2 separate regions of the Mus musculus genome follow, and region 2 is linked to region 1. Evidence: chromatin loops called from intact Hi-C (ENCODE). Cell type or tissue: left cerebral cortex. All regions are shown on one strand. Each heading gives the region's core, and the rest is flanking DNA. Links, peaks and the distances in the headings are about the cores only.

Evidence for each region. Hi-C counts contacts between places; a loop is a spot of excess contacts. Peaks named below come from ENCODE experiments on the same cell type or tissue, not always from the same donor. Only the 100,000 strongest peaks of a DNase experiment are listed, where the experiment ranks them.
Region 2: it touches region 1 in a loop (2.1-fold over the local background); 2 of 42 quality-filtered maps call a loop at or near these places.

What each region holds. Positions count from the first base shown.
Region 1 is chr6:127,075,610-127,084,039 of GRCm38, reverse strand. It overlaps Fgf23 (fibroblast growth factor 23), which reads right to left. Exons shown (of 3, transcript NM_022657.4): 2 at 5,797-5,900; 3 at 1,744-4,002. The coding sequence ends at 3,562. Among named protein-coding and RNA genes, the nearest start is that of Fgf23, 6.9 kb to the right of the region's middle. In left cerebral cortex, for the core only: a CTCF peak has its summit at 4,037; a DNase peak (open chromatin) is centred at 3,993; H3K4me3 peaks cover 1,147 bases; H3K27ac peaks cover 1,133 bases.
Region 2 is chr6:126,803,995-126,811,641 of GRCm38, reverse strand. It overlaps the pseudogene Gm29788. Among named protein-coding and RNA genes, the nearest start is that of 1700018A23Rik, 14 kb to the left of the region's middle. In left cerebral cortex, for the core only: a CTCF peak has its summit at 4,663 (motif pointing left); DNase peaks (open chromatin) are centred at 2,860 and 3,214; H3K27ac peaks cover 1,376 bases.

The DNA of each region.
Region 1 (8,430 bases), core at 1,514-6,513:
TTGCGTATATGCACATTCATGTTTACACATAATGAGTTTATGAGTTAATGCACAGAGGTTGTGTATCTCGTAAGCTGTACCTTACGTGAAATGGGTCTTCCTAGGTGAATATACCCAGGTTTAATGATCGGCTAGCTACAGAAGGACAGATGGAACACTCACCAGTCTGGGAAAGCAATGGACAGAACTGCTGGTTTTGTGCTACTGTTAAGAAATACCTGAGCTGGGTGTGGTAGCACACGCCTTTAATCCCAGCACTTGGGAGGCAGAGGCAGGCAGCTTTCTGAGTTTGAGGCCAGCCTGGTCTACAGAGTGATTTCCAGGACAGCCAGAGAAACCCTGTCTCGAAAAAACAAAACAAAACAAAACAAAACAAAACAAAACAAAAAGAAAGAAAGAAAGAAAAGAAATACCTGAACCAATCAACTTACAAAGAAAAAAAGCTTCATTTTTGCTTACCATTCTAGAGGTGCTAACCCAGGACCACATAACCCTGTGGTTGGAGGCCTGGGGTGAAGCAACTGTTGGTGGCAAGGCATGGGCAGAGTGGAACTTCTCTCCTTAAGCTAAGAAGCAAAACATGCAGGCAAGGACCTGGAGTCCATCGTCCCTTCAAAGATACCGTACCAGTGACCTATCTAAACCCTCCCAAAGGTCTCACCCCCTCCTACTAGGGTATTCATTCAAATCTAAACTATAGCAGGCTCCAACATGCCTTCCCTGTTTTATGCAAATACTGCATAACAATATCCCATCGGTGTAAGGGTGGCACCTGGATGAAGTATTGTTTATGAGATGGTACATCCTTTGTCCTCATGAAGGATCTCCAAATAGGTCGTTCTAACCAATGACTCCCCAGGCTCAAAACCCAGACCAGACCAGCTTTTTCAAGGGTATTCTCCAAACTGCAGAGCTGCCTTCAGGCTGAGCAGGAAGCTCCAGGAGTCCAGCTTTCAGTTCTCACCCATGCTGGCTTTGGTGGCAGCTAAGCCATTTATTCCCCTGCATTTGAGTCCTCATCCTTATTCCTGTTAGTAACCCCGATAAACGCGTTGTTCACCAAGCTGAACTCTGATAGAATCTGTACTTTGAACTTTTGTCAATTCTGTTTCCCAAATGGAGCGAGCGGTCATTTGTTCACAACTCCCCAGGAAAAGTGTCACCCAGCAATCCTGCTGCCTTGTCTCACATGGGAGTAACACTGTCTATTAAGGACATATGCTGTAGTTTAGAGCTTACCTCCCCTCACATGTGGAAGGTCTGGTCACCAGCCGGTGGTGCTGGTGGGAGGTAAGGTAAGAGGTGGGGCTTCGTGAGAGGTCCTTAGGTCACTGGGGGTGTACAGACTAGTTGGGCCTCAGCCTCTTTTTCTGCAAGTAAGTGGCTTTCCTCTGCCACAGGTTCCCACCACAATGTGCTGATGAGCTGCCACAGACCTGAGAGCAGCTGCCTTCTGCGTTGTGGACTAGACCTTCTAAAGTGTGGCTCAAACCTTTTATCTTCATAAATTGATCAGGCCCACTCTATGTTAATAGTGAAGGAATGCTACTATGATGTGTATCTGGTTAACTGAAGATTAATACGATTTATGTCTGGTTAACTGAGATTTCAGTATGGTTATGCCAGTGTGTCTTTTTCAAATTCTTTTTCCTTTTCCTATTCTGTTTCCCCCAGATTTTCCAATTTTACTCGTGTGTCTCAACATGCATTTATGCAGTCACACAAAGAGGACAAGAGACAGAAGCTGAGAGAAGTCTTATTTTTATTTAAAACACAAGGACAGAAGTGGGGTTAGATTTTATAAATAACTATAAATATAGAGTGATAGGCAAAAATCTTTCAAATAAATAAATAAATATTGCCACATGTGAAGGGACCTAAGGAATTACAAGATGACCTTGGCTCTGCCAAAAAAGAAAGCCCCGCGGTGGTTCTGGGCTTGTGAGTTTACAGCCAGTTTGCTACTCAAGTTCTTTCTGGGGTTTCCCACGTGGTTGCCTCAGTGGGGAGGCTTCTGGTAGCTGGTGTACAGGCTAGTACCCCAATGGGAAGTGAAAGCCAGTGCGGAAAAGGGTTGGGGTTCATGGCATCTACTGCTGTGCACAGCGTTAGTACTTCAGGGGTGGAACTGGCCGAGTTGCCTGCTATTGTTGCCTGCTGTTCATCTGACAAGCAAGAGCAGTGGATCCATTTCTAAGGCTGTGTACAGGAAGACAGTGGAAAACTCAAAGCTGTCTGAAGGACTGGGCCATTACTGTGCCCTTCTGATTCTCATTTAAATAGAGGTAGACAGGAGGTGCCCTTTGTTGAAGTCGATTACCAGCTAAGGTGCAGAAGCGGGGAGAACCTTAAAGCCTGCCTAACACTTCTTGCTGTTCACTGTGAGGCTATGCTCACCCCAGGACAGCCCTGGAGTTTCTGGGACAAATGAAAGATGTCTTTGTTTAATGCCCTAAAAGTTCCCAAGAGTAGCTGCCATTTTGGGGTTAGCTCCTGCAGGAGTCCTCCCCTGACTCTACCTAGCTAATCCTGGATCCCATTTTACTTAGGAAAACAAAAACAAACTTAAAAAAAACAAAAAAACAAAAAAACAAAACAAAACAAAAAAAAAAAAACCTCTTTTTTCCCTTTCCTCTTCACAGAAACCCTAACCTAGAACAATCCGAGGTCTCAAGGACCCTTCTCCCCCACCCCACCTCCACCCCCACCCCGGGCACATTCGCTTAGAATATATTACAAGTCAACCTGCTAGCGGAGGCTTTCACTAAAAATGCCTCTTTAGAGAGAGTTCGAGCGTTTGCATTTTGCAAAACACCCTAGCAAGGTAGACTTTGCTGAGCCAGGGCAAATTCAAAAGCTACTGACTGGTCCTATCACAGAATCATTGGCGAATCATTCCTCAGGGAGGCTGAACTCTGAAATGTGTTCGGTTTAGGTGTCCTTGTCAGCCTCCCGCCAATCCAAAGCTCTTCCCAAAGAGAAGAAATGCGCGTCTTTCTTCGACTTGCCTAGTGAAGACATTAAGGTCAAGGTGCTCAAACTCAAACACCCGTGAATCCCAGAATAGTAACTAGAAGCTGCAGAGATGGCCTCTTCCCTGTGTTCAAGGCGTGAACTCTTTCCTCGTGCTAACTGATCGATTAAAATGCTAGGCAAGAGACCCGGCTAATAAAGGCCAAGTGTCTGGTTTACCTGTTAGTAAAATAAAATAAAAAGAGCTTCGTGTCTAGTTTACCTGTTGGGGTCTTTAAATCAGATTAACATTTAAAATTACATGTATGTGTGTGTGTGTGTGTGTGGATGTGTGTGTGTGTGAGTACAGATTCCCCTGGAGCTAGAATTACAGGTATTTGTGGGTGCTGAGAACTGTCTGCGCCACCTCTCCAGCCTCCCACCGTTGGCTCTTAATTCTGAATAGCGGTGCCTGGCTGGAACCTCGCAGGTGACTCTCAGGCCCATAGGGAAGGGAGAGAAGCAGACATCCTCGAGGTACCCTAGTCCTTCCTCTACGTGGGCTGAACCGACTGGAGGATGGAGGCGGACGCAGCCTGGCCTGGGGACCTAGACGAACCTGGGAAAGGGGCGACACCTATCCGCGCCTCCCGCGCCCCCGCGAGCATCTCCACGGCCTCTGCGCAGCACCCCCAGAGGATCGCTGGCTGCGGGGCCACCTTCCTCTGCGCTCGGCAGCTCGCGAGAGCAGGATACAGGCACAGGCGTGGCGCGGGGCCGCGGCTTGAGCACGTTCAGTGGGTCGCGCTCCGGTGGGTCCTCGGCGCTGCGCGTGTGGCGCCGTGGGCGAACAGTGTAGAAATGCAGCAGCGGGACCTCGTTCCTGCGAGCCAGGAACTGGGAGAAGGGCGGCGGGTTGGTGCCCGGCTGGAAGATGCGCTTGGCGCGGCCCAGGCTCACCAGGTAGTGATGCTTCTGCGACAAGTAGACGTCATAGCCATTCTCCAGCGTCCACTGGCGGAACTTGCAATTCTCTGGGCTGAAGTGAAGCTGTAAGAGAAAGGAAACACAAGAAGTTGAGGGCCGGCGCTCCGCTAGGGGGTGATGCTCAGCCCAGCTCTGCACCTCCCTCTTAGGAAAGAGCTGAACTTGGCTCAGGCTTCAGGAGAGTGGCTGCTATTAGGGCTCTGGAGGGCACTTCCGGGAGACCTTGGGCTAGCGTGCCCAGCTTGCTGGGGCAGTGCCTAGAAAGACCTGATGACGTTCTTCTTGTTCAGTGCCCGCCGCAGGGAGAACTAAACATTCCTATTCTCATTCATATTCATATCCATTCATTCTGTTTATATCTCTGTCTGTCTCTATTATCTGCAGGGAGGACTAGACTAACATTCATCTTCAACCCCTGCCCCCTCGTCCCTCTATCTCCTTCCCGGGGTTTGACTAGATTTCACCGACGCTATGAAAGTACTTTACCACTGAGATACATTCCCAGCTTTTATCTTTGCTCCTTTGTGTTTTCTTTTCTTCTTTCTTCTTTTTCTTTCTTTTTTCTCCTCCCTTCCTTCCTTTCTTCTTTCTTTCTTTTCTTTTTTCTTTCCTCTTCTTCCTTCCTTCCTTCCTTCCTTCCTTTCTTTTTTTTGAGGCAGAACCTCACAGTTATCCAAAATGGTCGTGAGTTCTGATGTGTAGAGGGAGACCTCGAACTTTCAGTTCTCCTGCCTCAGACAACCAAGTAGCTGGGATTGACAGTTCGAGCTACTGGGCCTGGGTTGTATACCTTTTAAAATTCTGCTGGCTGGAAGGTGGTTGTGGCTTGTCTCTTTGCCTAGAGGCTGGAATTGGGATGGACTTTGAAGGGTCAAAAAGAAGTGGGGGTACTGAGATCAAGACATAGTGTAGGTTGGAGATCGGGGACAGGAACTTGCTAACAGATATTCTGGATCTGAACCTTATTTGCCCATTAGTACCGAGTTTTATTGAGTGCCTACCTGGATCTTTAAACACTACATTTGTTTCTTAAACTGCACAAAGAATTGTAGAGGTGAGAGCTTTCTGTGTGTGTAGCTACCTATCTACCCTGGTCAGATGGTGTTCTATCTAGTTGCTGGGAGGTGCACAGCAGTAACAAAACAGACAACTTTTACCTCAGGAACCTTGGTGTGGGCATTGAAAAGAGATTCCTGAGTCACCCAGTCCTTCTTCGTTTCTACCTCAACATTATTGGGACTATAATTACCTTTAGGGTCAGAAAACCTTGATTTATGATCTGAAGGACCAGCTACCACCCCGGAGGCACAGGAAATTAATTGGAGGTCATTAATAGGAGGGAGAGCTACAGGTCACGTTGTTCATTTCACTTCAGTTACCTGAAGTCCCAGTTGGTAACAGAACTGAGAAGACCCCCAAGAGCCTCTCACCCTTTCTAGTGTATAAATTAAAAGCATGAATTGATGTGGCTTTAGAACTCACAACATACTAGGGACTGTATGCCACGCAAGAATGGGCTATAGGGGGCAGGGCCCAGAGCCTCACTCCAAACCCCGGCTGTGAAATCTTGAGCATTTCCTACTGAGACTGAAAGACCAAGGGGCACTGTAAATGGAATCTCTAAAGCCCTGATAAGAAATACAGTAAGGGATGGAGAGATGGCTTAGAGATTAAGAGGGTGTAGGTTCTCCTGTCCCAGAGTTCAGTTCCTACGCATAAACATACAATTTTAAAAATCAAATCTTAGAGAGAGAGAGAGAGAGAGAGAGAGAGAGAGAGAGAGAGAGAGAGAGAGAGAGAGAGAGAGAGAGAAATATAGTCATCATAATGTGATGACCAATACATAGAGAAACTCACCGATCCAAAAATGTTGCCGTGGAGATCCATACAAAGGAACCTTCGAGTCATGGCTCCTGTTATCACCACAGAGCCGGCGTCCTCTGATGTAATCATCAGGGCACCTGTAAGAGGACCTCTCAGGTCAAAATGCGCAGTCGTCCCTTCCTTGAAATGCTTTCTGAAAAGACACCTCAGAGACACCTCTCTGTGGGGATGGCATTACACAGCTCCTCCCTGTCTAACTGTTCCTCTCATTTCTATGACTCCAACCCCAACATCAACACTTACACACCTCCTGCTTCATCCTACTGCATGCACACCTTGATCTCCCAATATCCTGTATCCGTGTAGCACACAGATCGTCCTCCACCTGGCTGCCATGTCCCTCTTTGCCTGATTAGTATCTTTTAGTATTTGGGGCAGCCATTGTGTCTGTCTAGGACATCTGTTTCTAAAGTCTTTTTTTAAAAAAGATTTATTTACTTTATTATATGTAAGTACACTGCCTCTGTCTTCAGATACACCAGAAGAGGGCATCGGATCTCTTTACAGGTGGTTGTGAGCCACCATGTGGTTGCTGGGAATTGAACTCAGGACCTTTGGAAGAGCAGTCAGTGTTCTTAACCGCTGAGCCATCTCTCCAGCACCCAAGACATCTGTTTCTATGATTTTAAAATCTATGTTGAATTTTATTCAAAGACTCAGCTGTATGGAGCCTGGTTCTCCCCCACCCCCACTGTCCCAACCTGTATGCTCAGAGTTGATTTCTCTTCCCTGCCAGTTGAAGTTGCTTAACCTTCAAGGCCAGCAGCAGCCATTTCTGTGCCTTCTTATTTCCCTAATCAGAACTTATCATCTTCAGCATCGTCCCCTGCCGTTACTACAGTGTGTGCCCCTTACCTGGCTTTACCATATTTGCATGCCTAAAACCTTTCTCCAGAGGAGCAGGGCCCTTCCCCATGTTTAATAGATATCAGGGATAGATAAAATTTGCTTTTTTGGACCCAGTCCTTTGTGCTTTTCTCACTTGGAGTTTTGTTTTTTTTTTTTTTTTTTTTTTTTTTGTAGATGCTGGTCCTGGACATCTTTCAATAGCCCCTCTTAAAAACTTGCCTTTGACTAAGGCCTGACGCATGCTTGTATCATCTTCACTTAAACAGTAGCCAACACCTTTAAATGGGCATTCTGTACTAAATGTAAGATTAAGTCACACTGTATTTTAAAATGAATGGTGATTCAGCAAGACTTGACATTTTCTGTTAAAAATAATTTACTTAGATGTTTGAGGACACTTCCAACTGCCTGTTGGAACTTCATTTCACAGCCCCAAGGAGCCTGCCGCAATCGAATCCTTCTTGAGAGAACACGGTCTGTGCCTAGCATATGGTAAAGCATCATGAGGTGATTTGAAGCCTAAGGCCTCTTTCCTACCCCATGTAGACTCAAAACAAAAACTTTCAAGGGGAGTGAGCAGGCGAAGGTTAGATGTTGCCTAACTACAGAAGCTGGTACAGACCGAAGCTGGCTGGTGTGCTCAGAGGGAATGAGGGTAGACATGAGTCTGGGAAGATGATGGCAAAGAGGACCAATCAGGAACACTCATTTGTTGTGAGTTAGCATTTTGGAAAACTGGCAATTGTGGAGAGGTACCACACGTGTTCTTCCAAATGATGTCTGGCTACATGTCTCAGATATATGTCTGATCTTATGTAAACCCAGACATACATATGAAATACAGAGGAATTTATGTCCTGAGAGCTTTTTGGCTCAATCACATGGGGGACAGGAGATTACATTTAGTAAAGTTGTTTTTTCCTTTCCTTTCCTTTTTTTTTTGTTTTGTTTTTGTTTTTTGGTTTTTTGGTTTGTTTGTTTGTTTGTTTGTTTGTTTTTTATGTGTGCCCTTTTAAGTACATTATTTTAAATTCTCAGAACAACTGTTAGTTTGTTAAAATTAACATCATTATCATTTTAGTAGTTGTTGAAGCATCTATAAGAGACAAATCAGGATTCAAACTCAGGTCAGTGTCATCTTCCTGCCCTGCGACTGTGGTCTTCAAAAGAGAAAGTGCTAAAAAAACAAACAAACAAGTGTCTGTGCCCAGGAGGGGTAATGGCCCCCTGTGTGGCTCCTTAAATACCCTGAAGCCACAGGAGTCTCCTTGCCACAGCTCCTGTCACCAGAGCATAACACAGCAGTTCCATTCTGTTTTGCAAGGTTACCACCATCAAATGAGCTAATGACTTTAAAATATCCGACCTGACAGTTGACCATTCCCACACCCTGACATCATGCCAGCCTGCCTGACAATTGGAAGCACCGCAGACAGTGAGCACAGTGTACAGACCCTAGTGCAGGGCCAGTCTTAGTGGAAAACTCACTGCAGAGTAAGGGAGTGACTTCCAGGGGCCAGGGCCGGGGGCGCTTGGGCTTTTTAATGAAACCAACAAAAGCTAGCAGAAAAGTTCACTTGGCCAAGCACATGCTAAGTCACACACCAGAAGAAAAGAGTGGGCTACTAAGCAAGGGTGATAAGCAAGCCTCTTCTGCTCTTTGCAAATTCTGTGTTTGATGGAGAGTGGGAAGCTGGCCTTGTTCATATCAGAAAAAGCTTACTGATCCTGAAGAGGTCCCAAGAGCCTTCTGAGCTC
Region 2 (7,647 bases), core at 1,574-6,573, 270 kb after region 1:
GAAAACAAGGTTTCACTGTATAGTCCCAGATAACCCCGAACTTGTGGCAGTCATCCTGCCTCAGCCTCTCGAGTGCCAGGATTCAGGGAAAACCTCACTGTGCCTAGCTTGTTTGCCTGTTTATTGTAGCACTAGGGCTCCAACCTAGGCCCTTGCCCATGCTAGGCAAACACAAACCACTGAGCTATATCCCAAATCCTAGTCGGTGTTATAAACTCTCATTTTATAGATAAGAAAAATAGTTCAGAGAGGTAAACTAAATTGCTTTAGTTTCCCTAACTAGTGAGTAATGAACTTAATTTCTTAAACAACCCATACCCTTTCCAGCACTCTCTGGATGCCTGTGGTGGTCTAATCTATAGACCAGAGTTACCATAATTAACCTATCAATCACTACAAATTATTTCATTAATACGCTTATGGTTGTGACATCTAGGGATGTTGGTGGTAGTGATTATAGCACTTTGAATACTAATGGCTCAAATAGGGTTTTGAGTATCTTGTTACCAGTTGGTGGAACTATTTGGGAGGGATTGGAGGCTGTAGCGCTGCTGTTGGAGGAGCTGTGTCTCAGGGGTTGATCTTTGAGGTTTCAAGAGATTTGTGGGATTCGCAGTGCACTCGTGTAGCTGCCAGCGACCACGGGGTACTGAGTTCCTGAAAGCAAAGATGGGGGTTTGGATGGGAAAGGCTTCGAGAGAAATAAGGAGCCAAGACAAAGTTCTCTGATCAAGGCCAATGTTGACTTATGAGTGTGAGCTTATAAAGGGGTGGGGACCACCCATCCCCCACCAGGCCAGCATCTCATTGCTTTGTCAGGATCACATCAGGAAGACAGGTTCAGTCTCTCAGCAGTAGTGGCATCTTGGAGGAAACCACAGATGTGGCAGGACAATAGACTTTACCTAGGTTGGAAGACTCCACCCTAGATGGGCTAGCTGGCTGTGGCAAGCTAGGTTTGAGGCAGCCTGCTCAAGGCTGGGGGAAGAACACACACTTCCAGCAATGGGACAAGGGGCTCTCAGAGGCTCAGCAGAGAGAGGCCCAGGACTTATTCCTCGAGTTGGTTCGCAACGTGTTCTTCAGTAACTAGTTGCCCTGTAACCGCAGCATCCTTGACACCCGTGATGCCAGGGAGTACCCTTTTATATTGATATGTGGCGGTTACCCTTTAGTCATTAGCTGATGGCTGGTTCCTTGTTTTCAGGTCTGGGCTACTGTGAATAACGCTGTCATGTTTTGCCTTTTATTTTATTTGTTATTGTTATTATTATTATTATTTGTTTTTTTCGAGACAGGGTTTCTCTGTGTAGCCCTGGCTCTCCTGGAACTCATGCTGTAGACCAGGCTGGCCTTGAACTCAGAAATCCGCCTGCCTCTATCTCCCAAGTGCAGGGATTAAAGGTGTGCACCACCACGCCTGGCCTTATGTTTTGCCTTTTAATGAATTGGAGTTAGGGTTTGATATACACGTACTAATACACAAACATGAAGGTTAAGGGGGAAAGAGGCAACCGAGACACACCCCAAAGCATGGGTGTGGTCTCAAGGAGGGTTGTTTCCTGTGCAAGGCCATATGAGAACAAATGGAGGTCTTCATTTTGTAGACGTTGTAGCAGAGTTGCTGTGTTGTATGGTAACTCTGTTTTTAGCCTTTTGAGGGCCTGCCCGCCTGTTTCCTAAATGGGGCTACATAATTAGTTATATTCTGTCCCACAGGGTTGAGCAGATTCTTGTTGCTTGCCTTTTGTTTTTGAAGGAGAACCAGGAAATCAAGGCGTTATGTTCTGAGCTACATAGATCTCTGCCTCCAAGAGTTGGTGATTACTGGGGCGGACCACCCTGCCTGGCAGAAGCCAGGTCTGGTTTGGGCGTTGAACCCAGGGCCTTGTGAATGTACAAAAGCATGCCACCAATGATGGGTAATCCCAGGCTCCTGGGATTTGTCCACATATTCGCCAACACGTTATTGTGTGTGTGTTGAGCTATTAACTTATTGGTTGTGAGATGAATCTCATTGTGGTTTTTTTTTTATTTTATTATCTAAAATTTTAGACCTAATGATGTTGAACATCTTTTTATGTACTCATTACTCATTTGCATGTCTTTTTCCAGGAGTGTCTACTTGAGCATATTATTTTTTGTTATTGAATTGCAACTTCCATTCTTCCTTCCTTCCCCGCCCCTCCACTCCCCCTCCCTCCTTGAGCTGGCTTCCAGAACTGAGTAAAAACCTGCGGGAGGGGAGGAGAAACGGAGTAGGTTCAGCAGCCCCTGCTCTGCTTCCTGGTCTGTGGCGTGTGGGAGTCCCAGTCACTTGTCCCTGCTGTCACAACCTCTGCTGTGCCCTGCCATGATGGACGGACCCTCCTGGACCCTGAGCACAGATGAACCTTGCTTCCCCTAAGTCGCCTCTGCTGGATACCTTGTCATATCAGTGAGAAAGGTTTGTAATACAACCAGAGGCTCCACAAAGGTGGATATTAAAAATACAAAATCGGGCTGGCGAGATGGCTCAGTGGTTAAGAGCACTGACTGCTCTTCCGAAGGTCCTGAGTTCAATTCCCAGCAACCACATGGTGGCTCACAACCATCCGTAATGAGATCTGATGCCTTCTTCTGGAGTGTCTGAAGACAGCTATGGTACTTACATATAATAAAATAAATAAATCTAAAAAAAAAAATACAAAATCGACAACCATTTTAATTTTTAAGCGTGGATTGAGATTTCCTTCCAGAGTGGCAGATCGCTGAAGCATCTTTCTCTTCCAAAACAAAACCATCTGCCTGGAGAAAATGATACACCAGGCAACATTTTCAGCAATCGTCTCAAGGATACACAGCAAATGGAGAATCATCCTGGCAAGAACATTTTCTAAATCTCAATCTCAACAAGGCTCAGTGGGAGTCTGTGGCATATGAGCGGCTGTTTTCTCCGTGTGCCCTGCCCCCGCCCCCGCCCCCTAGTTCTAGAGAATAGTCTATGCCAAGTTCTCTACTCTGGGTAGGATGTTCAAGGGGGTCTTGCCACTGCATTTCCCATAGGGCTGTGGTTTCACCCCTGGGAAGGGCAAGCCAACAGCAATCAGCCGCCTTCCCCACCCACACCCATCACTGAGATTCAAGTCCTCCACCTGTGGAGGCAGCAGAAGCAGCTGTGATTCCCACTCTCCTCACCTCCTCCTTCCTCCATCCCCTGATGCTCTCCACCTCACTCCTGCTCTGAGGTTTCAACTCCAACTGCACCAGACCCAGAATGCAGGGTTGCAGCTGTCTCTTGCCCAGATTGCTTACACAGAGGAAGTTCTATCCTGGAACGCTAATATCCGGAGGAAGCCCAGGCTCTACTTCCTACCTCCCACCTTCCTGTCCTTTGTGTCTGCTTATAGAATCACGTGTCACACTAGCTCAGGAAGAAAATGAGCTGCTCCCTATACCCCTGACCACTGAGTACAGAGGAGGAAGCTCCGTCCAGAAAGTAATTCAAGGCAAAAATCTTCCCTGATCTTTCTAAGGAACTAGCCTTATTTGGAACGGTTTTTAAATCAGGGTCTCTTTCTGTAGCTCTCTGGCTGTCTACTCTCTGTGTAGGCTGGGACTTCTCGGAACTCACAGAGATCCATTGGTCTCTGCCTCCCCAGGGCTGAGATTAAAGGTGTGTGCTGTCATTCCCAGCTAACCATGCATTCTTGGTGGAGAATTTCAGAGGAAACTCAAAGCTCATGATATAACCAGTAGCCTGCACAATGCGGAACATTCAGACATTTAACAGAAGCTGGGAAGACACACAAAGAATCCCATGGTATCATATGCCTGCCATGTTGGTTTGCAAGCAACTGGCCTGGACCCACTCAGGAGCAAACAGATGACCCCAAGAGAAAGACTGAGAGCCATTTCTTAGCCTATACACAAACCCATCAAAGGGCAGCAGAAACCTCCGGGTACTCAGGCCATCACCCTAACTTCTGAGTAGTGTGACTAGTAAGCCACTCCGACCCAGGTCAACTTCTAGGATGCTAGGCTTAAAAGAGCAAAGCCGCCCGGCATGGTGGCGCACGCCTTTAATCCCAGCACTGGGGAGGCAGAGGCAGGCGGATTTCTGAGTTTGAGGCCAGCCTGGTCTACAAAGTGAGTTCCAGGACAGCCAGGGCTATACAGAGAAACTCTGTTTTGGAAAATAAATAAATAAATAAATAAATAAATAAAACAAACAAAAAAAAGAACAAAGCCATGTGCCATAATTTCTTCAGATTGTACTTTAAAAAATCTTTCACTCAATCTTCCAACCTTCACATTTCCGGTTTGCTTTGGAGACCCTAATTAAAGTCAGATGTCACTTAATGATAGGCTGAGTTCTGGGGAAGGTAATATTAAGACATTTTTGTCATAGTACAAACACAAAGTGTGTTTACATAAACTAAGACAGCTGAGACATCATTGGGCGGCCTAATGTTATGGGAGCCATGTTTGTACATGTGGTCTCTCATAGACTGAGCACTTTCATGTGGCTTTTTACACTTTATATATGAGAAATGAGAACATTCCAGTAAAGGAGTTTGCTCATGAGCTGGAGAGATGGCTCAGCATTTAAGAGCCAGATTTTGTTCTCAGCATCTATGCTGACATTCACAACCATCTCTAACTCCATTTCCGGGGATCTGACACCCTCTGCTGGCCTCTGCAGGTACTGCGTGAATACGGTACACATACATAGTTGCAGGCAAACACTCATACATATAAAATGAAAATAAATAATTTTTAAAAAGAAGCTTGCTTAAGTATGTTTCTCTAATTGTTGTTTACAATTACCCCAAAGGAAAAGTACCCTAAATATATTCAAAACCCATTAGCTGGCAAATGGATAAACAGTGTATGTTAGATCTCTTCAATGCAATGTTTTTGACCACACAAGGAAAGCTATTGGTACCTAATGCAACCCTGATAATAATTTTATGCCTGTAGGATATATAACTTGTTTCTGTTTACATGAAAGATCCAGAGCAGGTAAGTCTGTCAAAACAGAAAACCGTTAGTCTATGTCTATGGCCTAGGGAGGCATGGACAGAATGGGTCAGGAAAAAGTATCAAATAACTGGTAACACTCTAGGCTTTCTTTATATGTGATGACATTTTCTAAAATTAGAGGCTGGGGAGATGGTTGGTGGGTAAAGGGCTTGCTTGAGGACCTGAGCTCGGAGCCCCAGCATGTCTGCAGTAGGTGGATACAGATGGATTCCCACTGGCCAACAAGCTTAGCCTAATTAAAAAGCTTCATGTTTATTTAGAATTCCTGTATCGATAAAACCAGGTTGAAAGGAATTGAGGAAGGCACTTGACCTGTGACCTCTAAAACTAACGCTAACAGTTACTCAACTCTCAGATTCACAAACCTGCTTTTAAACAGGCTATTGCATGTAACTTATTTCTCAATAAATCGTGTTTTTTAAAAACAAGGGTTGGTCAATAGATCTAAGGCCGTAGTTACACAGATACTAAATCCTAGGCATCTGCTGTTCAACGTGATGTCTGGGGTGAATGAAAAAGTGATGGATTGCCTCTGTCTGAGCAGAACCCTTTTGAACAAATAGATATAAAACCATTTTGCTTCTTGGATAAAGTTCTGAGATTTTTTTTTCCCCTCACCTACAGAGTTTGAGATTTAGTGAGGAAAGGAAGACTGGCTAGCAGTGTCATAAAGAATAATGGGTTACAAAGAATGGTGTCTTACAGGTGCCTTCAGAAATCAAATGCTGTCTGGCTGCCATCACTCAGGGCCATCCTCATATTCATGAAGGATGCTCTATCCACCATCGAGAGGACGGTCACCAGCATCACCAACCGACCCCACCCCAACTGCTGAAGAAGATCATCCTGTGGATGACTTCAGCTCCCACGGGGAGCATTCTGAGGGAAGGATGAAAAACCATGATTTCCATTGGTCATGGAGTTAGCAATTAGGAGTTTGGAACATGGGGAGTGCTTTCGGGAGGGGAAAATAAAGGATAATTTAGTAAGGGTCTATCTGTGCTGGGCTTATTTAAACTTCATGAAGCCAGGAGGACAGCTCATCATCTCAGTTGTGCAAGGAAGGATACAAAGACACAGAAAAGCACTGTGTGCCCAAATTGCATGATAGGTCAGTGTAGATTGGGGGTCAGGCACAAAACCGTGGGACTCCAAAGTCACCTATGCTCTGAAAATGCACCGTGATAGAGACCAGAGGGTTGAGACCCAGGCAGGCTTGTCAGCTTCGCCACTGGGGTGCACAGTCATGATGGGTCTGAGGGTTTGCCTTCTAAATTCACAACCCCAGTTTCTTGTCTTAAAAGATCCATCCTAAAGTATTGTTAGATCTCCAAGATTTACTTTTTGTTTTTTTTTATAGGCAAACTGTGGCTGTTGATGATTATAATTGTGCTACGAAGGACGGCCAACGTGATTTCTTAGTGCTACCAATTTTGGGTAGCAAATAAAAAGAAACCAGCATTAAATTACAAAGGCAGAGATGTGGGCTAATGATAAGGACGGACCTTAGATTGTGTTGGACTTTTGAAGTGGCAGGCCTCTGCTCTCTTCGTGGCCATCTTTAAAGGCGAGACAGATGAGAAGGTTGTTTGAGCTTGAGGTCACTAAGGAGAGACAAAGAGAGAGGGCAGAGCTGAAAACTCAGCCCCCGAGGAAACACTTCTCTTCACTCACAAGCATCTCCAGTCTACCAGTGTAACTGATTAAATGAGAACGGAGAACACATTTTACAGAGCGAGAGAAATTTCCCTGGAAATCATGAATGAGACCTAGTTTCATTCATTTCTGGTTGTGGAGATGGGTCTCAACTTGCACCCTGGTTCTGCTGCTAAGAAAAGGGAGACCCAGACATGTACCCTGGATACCTGAAGGTCCAGATCCCACTTGGTCCTGTCTGAGGGGACCTTAGACAAGACCTCTCACTTCTCTGGGACTCAGCCTCTTCATGGAGCTGATGCAAGGCAAGGGTTGAGATGGAAGACCTCAAAAGACCTCCTCAGCCCTATATCTATAACCCTATATCTATAATCCTGTGCTCCCTGGGGGGGGGGGGCGTAAACCTTAATTCAAGACTCTGTAGTGGGGCAATAACGCTGACAGTACAAGCAAGATCAGCAGATACATGGAGAAAAGCCAAAGCTCCCTATTGTCCCAACTGCCACCGTCATGTGACTAATCAAGTATCATTCTCACTTGGGCCTGGAATCAAATTACGTCTCTGTTAACTTATTCTAGTTAGAATTATTGTGGCAGGAAGGTGTGTGGGCTTGCACACGCCACTATGCATAGATAGAGGGAATGCTGTCAAATGGAGCAGAATGGCTCCAAGGGTCAGCAGGATGGCTCAGTGGACAAAGTTGCTTGCCTTCAAGCTGGAGGACCCCAGTTCACTCCCCAGGAAACCACACAGTGGAAGGAGAGAACTGGCTCCCTGTGGGTTTTCCCTGTCTTCCACACGTGTGCTGCAGTATGAGCGAATCTCCACTACAGAATGAATAGAAAGGTAAGTAAGTAAGTGAATGAATGAATGAATGAATGAAAGAAAGATAAAACCATGCAAATTTTAGTGCTGTAGCCACGTAAGTGTTGATTTTAGGAGCTGGCTAGTCCAGCTGTTACAAA